Linked DNA regions of Homo sapiens: region 1 is linked to region 2. A link is a contact called in ENCODE Hi-C or POLR2A ChIA-PET data. All regions are on one chromosome and are shown on one strand. The core of a region is the stretch at or near the end of the contact, and the rest is flanking DNA. Distances in the headings are between cores, read along the strand shown. Region 1 holds the start of LINC00987 (long intergenic non-protein coding RNA 987). Region 2 overlaps MFAP5 (microfibril associated protein 5).

Region 1 (2,700 bases), core at 69-2,568, 600 kb after region 2:
ATAGAGAAGAGAGATCTGCAGACTGAGCATTATCGTCAAGATGATTATAGGTGGCACAGAGTTGGGTTTTTAATGATAATTTAAATAAACTTAAAAAAGTGTTAGCTTTTCCCCTTCTCTTTCAATATAGTGGTAATTTTTGTATTGCTATATTAATGATATTGGTAAAATACTGGTTTTCTATACAAGTTAGTAACCTGGAGTTCCTCTTAAAATAACTTGTTTAAGTAAAAACATGAGTGCATTTAAACTGTCAATTGAACAGTAAATCATACTAGTGTCACACAGATATTTCAATATTTTGAACATGGTTTAGGAAGACATTTGAGAAACACAGAGGTATCAGAAAGAATCCTGTCCTGAGGTCAACAGCCTTAGACCTTATTATTAGGCAAGAGCTTTTAAGCTTTTAAGCAAGTCTTTTATTTCTCTATGCCCATTTCTTTATTCTTAAAATACAATAATAATAATTTATCCTAAAAAGTACTTTCTATTTATTTCCCTAAGAGGCTCATTCCAAGTGATTTTCATCAGAACAATGTTTTTCTTTTTTTTTTCTTTTTTTTTTTGCTAGAACAACTCAGCAAAATAAAATTCCTGTTTATTGTTGGACAACATTGTTTCACACATACATCAAACAGGCCAAAAAATAAAAATAAACAGCAACTTCATAGACAAAAAAGGAAAAAAAAGAAACCTTTTATCTTTGGCCTTTTTAACCATCTCATACAAACCAACTACTTATAGTACAGCTAAGTACATACACAAAAAAGTTACTGGAATGCTCGGAATAAGATGGTTTTTCTGTTGTCATTTTTGCATTTTTTACAAGTTTTTTTTTTCTCCTTTGAGATTATAATGAACATGGCCACACCACAAGTAAAGTGAGAAGTAGGACAGAGAACGCTCCGAAGGCTGGTTTGGTCATCCGAGATCATTAAAAATGGCCGACCCTAACAATATGTACAAAAATATAAAATGTAAATAAAAAATACAAGTTTCCTTTTTAAACTACTTTTAAGAAAAAAAAAAAGCAGGGCCTTGGAAGTTTTGGTTCTTTTTCCCTCCCCTGTTGCAAATTCTCATGGTTTGGGTTGGGTGGTGGAGAGCGCGTGTCATCTGCGGGTGGCACTGCCCACGGTGGGCGGGCGGGCCCCTCTACTCGAAGGTGACCACGTTTAGATTCTGAGACGGGAAGTGGAGGGTGAATAGGTCACGGCGGCCTTTTTTTTTTAGTTTAACTTTTCCTTTTTTGCCGTCTGGTCATCCTCGTCGGTCTTCTGCTTCTGGGTATCGACATCGTTATCCTCATCATCTTCAGCTGCCCGCTTGCCCGTAGCTGACTCAGCTCCCTCATCTTCATCTCCATCCTCTTCCTCACCATCACCTTCTTCCTCCCCACCTTCTTCCTCTTCTTCATCTACCTCGTTGTCAGCCTCCGGCTCCCCATTTTCCTCATTAGCATTCCCGTGAGCAGGGGCGTCTCTTCCATTTTCCGCCTCTTCCACAACTTCCTTCTTCTCCTTTAAGTCCTCGGTGGTGATTTCGGAGCTGGTGTCTACGGCTGCGTCTGACATGGTGGGGCACGCCGGTGACGCGATGCAGGGGATAAAAAAGAAAGCGACAGTTCAGGGACTCTGGCGATAAAGCTGCCGGAGTCCGCGGCGGCGGAGGCGGCTGCGGCGAGCAAGGAGGCTGACGACGCACAATGCAAAGACGGCTTTTCAGAGCAGCCAGTGGGGCAGGACAATGTTTTTCATCAAATGTCCTTAGATTTGGAGGAGGGTAAGAGTTGTTTTTTTTTTCTCTCTCTCTCTCAGAGAAAAGCATGCCCCCAAAAGACATTCCACAACTGCATACTCTGGCAAGTCACTTAACATGAAATTTTTCTCTATATATTACACTTACCTGATGCACAGGGCAGCGTGTTGAAAGTTTCCTCCTTTGCTATTCCTTCAGGCTTTATATTGACAAAAAAAAAAAAAAAAAGTAAAGCGATACTGAATGTATAAAAGAAAAATTAAACACTTGAAAGCAAAGGAGAAAATGGTGGTGAAAAATTGGATTGTAGATCTATCCACATTCTTGGGAATTAAATGTCACTGTGAGATGCATGTTAGATAATACTGTATGAAATAATAAGGGCTCTGAGACTCACAGAGAGTAGACTTACGTACCTCAACTAGTAAGGCCTTGACTACAGTGTCCTTCTGCGCAAGTGGTGGGACGTCAGTCAACTCATTGTCACACACTTCCTGAGAATGCATGGCTTCCGCAGTGGCTGTGAAATTCACCTTTCCTGGGGAATAAAGTTCTTAAGAGTTAAACGGTGATTCTATATTGAACAGTTTCTTCTTTTCCAGTTTCCCCAGTGTATCCAGTGGTTGTCTTCCTCTTGATTAATATTAAAGGAGGAGAAAAAGTGTGTATTGGGGTCAGTGCAGAAAACAAATCATCCAAGCACACGAAGTGGAATTTGCTAATAGCATTACTACTCACCCAGTGACTTCGGAGTCACAACCCAGGACACGGTTTTCCGCCCATTTCTACAGACACAGTGAGATTCTTCATTCTTCTCTGTTGGAACAGCCAGGAAAGCGGAAGAGACCTCCAGCTGCACAACGACCTGTCCCCCACACCCAACCACAAGTTTATGAAGGGATGCAGAACAGCATGAATACTGCAAAAGATGCTCTGTGC
Region 2 (2,700 bases), core at 77-2,576:
CCATCTCGGCTCACTGCAAGCTCCGCCTCCCGGGTTCACGCCGTTCTCCTGCCTCAGCCTCTCCGAGTAGCTGGGACTACAGGCGCCCGCCACCACGCCGGGCTAATTTTTTTTTAATTTTAGTAGAGACGGGGTTTCACCGTGGTCTCGATCTCCTGACCTCGTGATCCACCCGCCTCGGCCTCCCAAAGTGCTGGGATTACAAGCGTGAGCCACCGCGCCCGGCCAAGTGTCACTTTTATTGTACCTAGAACCATGTTGATTTGGGGATCTAGACATCCCATATATCAATGATGTAATAATTTTTTTTAGTTTCTACATGACAAGAGAGAAATTACTGCTACTACGTCCGGCTGATTTTTGTGTTTCTAGTAGAGATGGGGTTTCGCCATGTTGGCCAGGCTGGTTTCAAACTTCTGACCTCAGGTGATCTGCCTGCCTCACCTTCCCAAAGTGCTGGGATTACAGGTGTGAGCCACCGCGCCTGGCCTGCTTATTTGTGTTACTACTACTTCATTCCCCATTCCCCTAAAATCTCATCCATTTTCAAGAATAGATGGATTTATAGAGGTTTATACAAATGGAAGAAATGTTTCTTTGTACAATTCTCATTACCCTTCATTATAACTCCTTGTTTTTGATCATTTGGGACAGAACCACATATTAGGAAATGGTATACAGTGATGCAGTTGATACCTTAACACCCATCAATCTCTTCAATATAATACAGATTATTTTCCATAAAATGAATTTCCTTATACTTGCTCAAAACTTATCTATTCTGGTTTGGTTTGGGGTTTTTGTTTGTTTGTTTGTCTGGTGGAGGAGGGAAGACAAGGTGGATCTCCCACAAATTTATGAGATCATCTTGAATACCTATGGATTGTTACATAAATTTAACCAAACACTCCATAAAGCTACACAGTACAGATGTATAGCCAGGTAAGTACCCAGGAGAAAGGAAAAGGGAGAGGAAAGGGAAAAATACCAGAGGTAGAGAAAAGAACTGCAAGACCCAAGGGTTAGGAATAAACTAGAACCTTACTCTAAGTGATTGGACAAGTTGAAAAATAACACCAAATCATTATCAGCTATTAAAAAAAAATGAGGGTTTGAGGTAAAGTGAAGTTCGATTTGTCAACAGGAAGCTGTGGGCTCTGCACCTCTATTTATATAAACATTTGCTTTTTCCATCTTGGGTTCTGCCCAGAATTTGTCGTCTGACTGCTGCTTCTGGGTCTGCTTGACTGGTTTTTAGAGAAAAAAAGAAAGAAAGAAAGAAAGAAAGAAAACAAAACTGTGGCCACCTGTTCCTCTCCTTACCGCAGTCTTAACAAGTCACTTTCCCTGATGTTTGGTTGGTGAAAATGCTCAAAGATACAAGGGCTTCCGTTTTTATCAGAGTATTGCTTTATTAAGTAAGGCCTCCCTGAGCTGACAAAGCTACAAGGACAGTCCTGCCTCTCCTCCACTGTGCTCCTGATGTCTTTCTGTTTTACCCTAAGTTTCCAGATCCCCCAGGACCCCTTCCCCACTTCTCAAATTCCCTTTGAATTTGGAATTTGACAGTTTCCATCTTTTAGCTTCCTGGCTCCCCAACCCTGGTGTCAGCCTGTTGTCACTCTCTCATCTGGCTATCCCCTGGTCTGGTGCCATCTTTGTTCCCACTTCTTTTAGGATTGTTTTCCTTCTTCATTGTGTTACAGCTGCTTCAGTACAAAAGGAAGAGGGATCTTAGAGGTTGTTTGTGCCTTCTCACCAGGTGTAAAGTGGTTAGTTAAACATCTAACTTTGGCCACAAGTACCCTGAAGCAGAGAAGGGAGGAGCTTGTGTCTAGCAACATATACTGCTGTATATGTCATCAAAGTAAGACTCAGAAATTGGGAAACCAGCTGCGGTTTGCACTCTCTGCCATGAGTCAAAACAATACTGAGTGTGCATAGAACTGTATTTAGTGAGTAGAAGACACACTCAAATTTCCAGAATGTGTTCATTTGAGGAGAAAGTAGAATTTTCTTGAATCGTAAGCATGGAATATGGAAAAAGCCTCAGAGTAGAATCAACTCAATTAGAGAAGGGAAAATAAAAGTGAATCTTTATGAATAGGTAGATGAGGCTGCTATCTATTCAGGATACCAGGAGGGCATTCAATATCTACTGATATTTTTACCAAATTCTTTAATTCTAACATTAAAGATCCATTATTTTGGTTTAAAAAATGGCTTTTCATTGAAAGCCATTGCTTAGCAAGGTTGTCATTTGGGCTCACCAGGAAAAAAAATATATTAACACCTTAATGAGTAAAAACTTTCTTCTGAATCTTCTTTTATTTTTTGAGACGGAATTTCACTGTTGTTGCCCAGGCTGGAGTGCAGTGGCATGATCTTGGCTCATTGCAACCTCCACCTCCCTGATTCAAGCGATTCTCTTGCCTCAGCCTCCCGAGTAGCTGGGATTACAGGCACCCGCCACCATGCCTGGGTAATTTTTTTGTATCTTTCTTAGAGACAGGGTTTTATCATGTTGGCCAGGCTGGTCTCAAACTCCTGACCTCAGGTGATCCGCCCACCTCAGCCTCCAAAAGTGCTGGGATTACAGGCGTGAGCCACCACGCCCGGCTGATACACATTTTTTAAAGTGGAATAAAAGTTCATAAATTCAGGCCTTTTTCGTAAACATAGAAGAGAAAAAGAACCAGA

Evidence for each region. Hi-C counts contacts between places; a loop is a spot of excess contacts on that map. ChIA-PET counts read pairs that join two places held with the same protein, here RNA polymerase II (POLR2A). Pooled maps may share reads with other maps.
Region 1: a loop to region 2 is called in a map with no recorded cell type, with 2.3 times the contacts of the local background. The contact joins the promoter of LINC00987 here to the enhancer-like site in region 2. A Hi-C loop is called at or near these places in 1 of 37 single-sample maps with no recorded cell type and 8 of 50 pooled maps. POLR2A ChIA-PET finds 5 or more read pairs at or near these places in 1 of 52 experiments (activated CD4-positive, alpha-beta memory T cell).

Annotation. Positions count from the first base shown.
Region 1 is chr12:9,238,755-9,241,454 of GRCh38, forward strand. LINC00987 (long intergenic non-protein coding RNA 987) reads left to right here and starts at 1,319. Exons shown (of 7, transcript NR_137434.2): 1 at 1,319-1,785; 2 at 2,364-2,700. MIR1244-3 (microRNA 1244-3) reads right to left here and starts at 797; the gene lies at 713-797. It also overlaps the pseudogene A2MP1 and the pseudogene PTMAP4. RefSeq lists an enhancer at 1,653-2,700.
Region 2 is chr12:8,643,250-8,645,949 of GRCh38, forward strand. It overlaps MFAP5 (microfibril associated protein 5), which reads right to left. Exons shown (of 10, transcript NM_003480.4): 10 at 2,694-2,700. Among named protein-coding and RNA genes, the nearest start is that of MFAP5, 18 kb to the right of the region's middle. RefSeq lists enhancers at 1,470-1,992, 1,634-1,693. Within about 2 kb of position 1,327, at least 6 of the 41 ENCODE cell types and tissues checked have a DNase peak (open chromatin) inside an H3K27ac peak, as active enhancers do.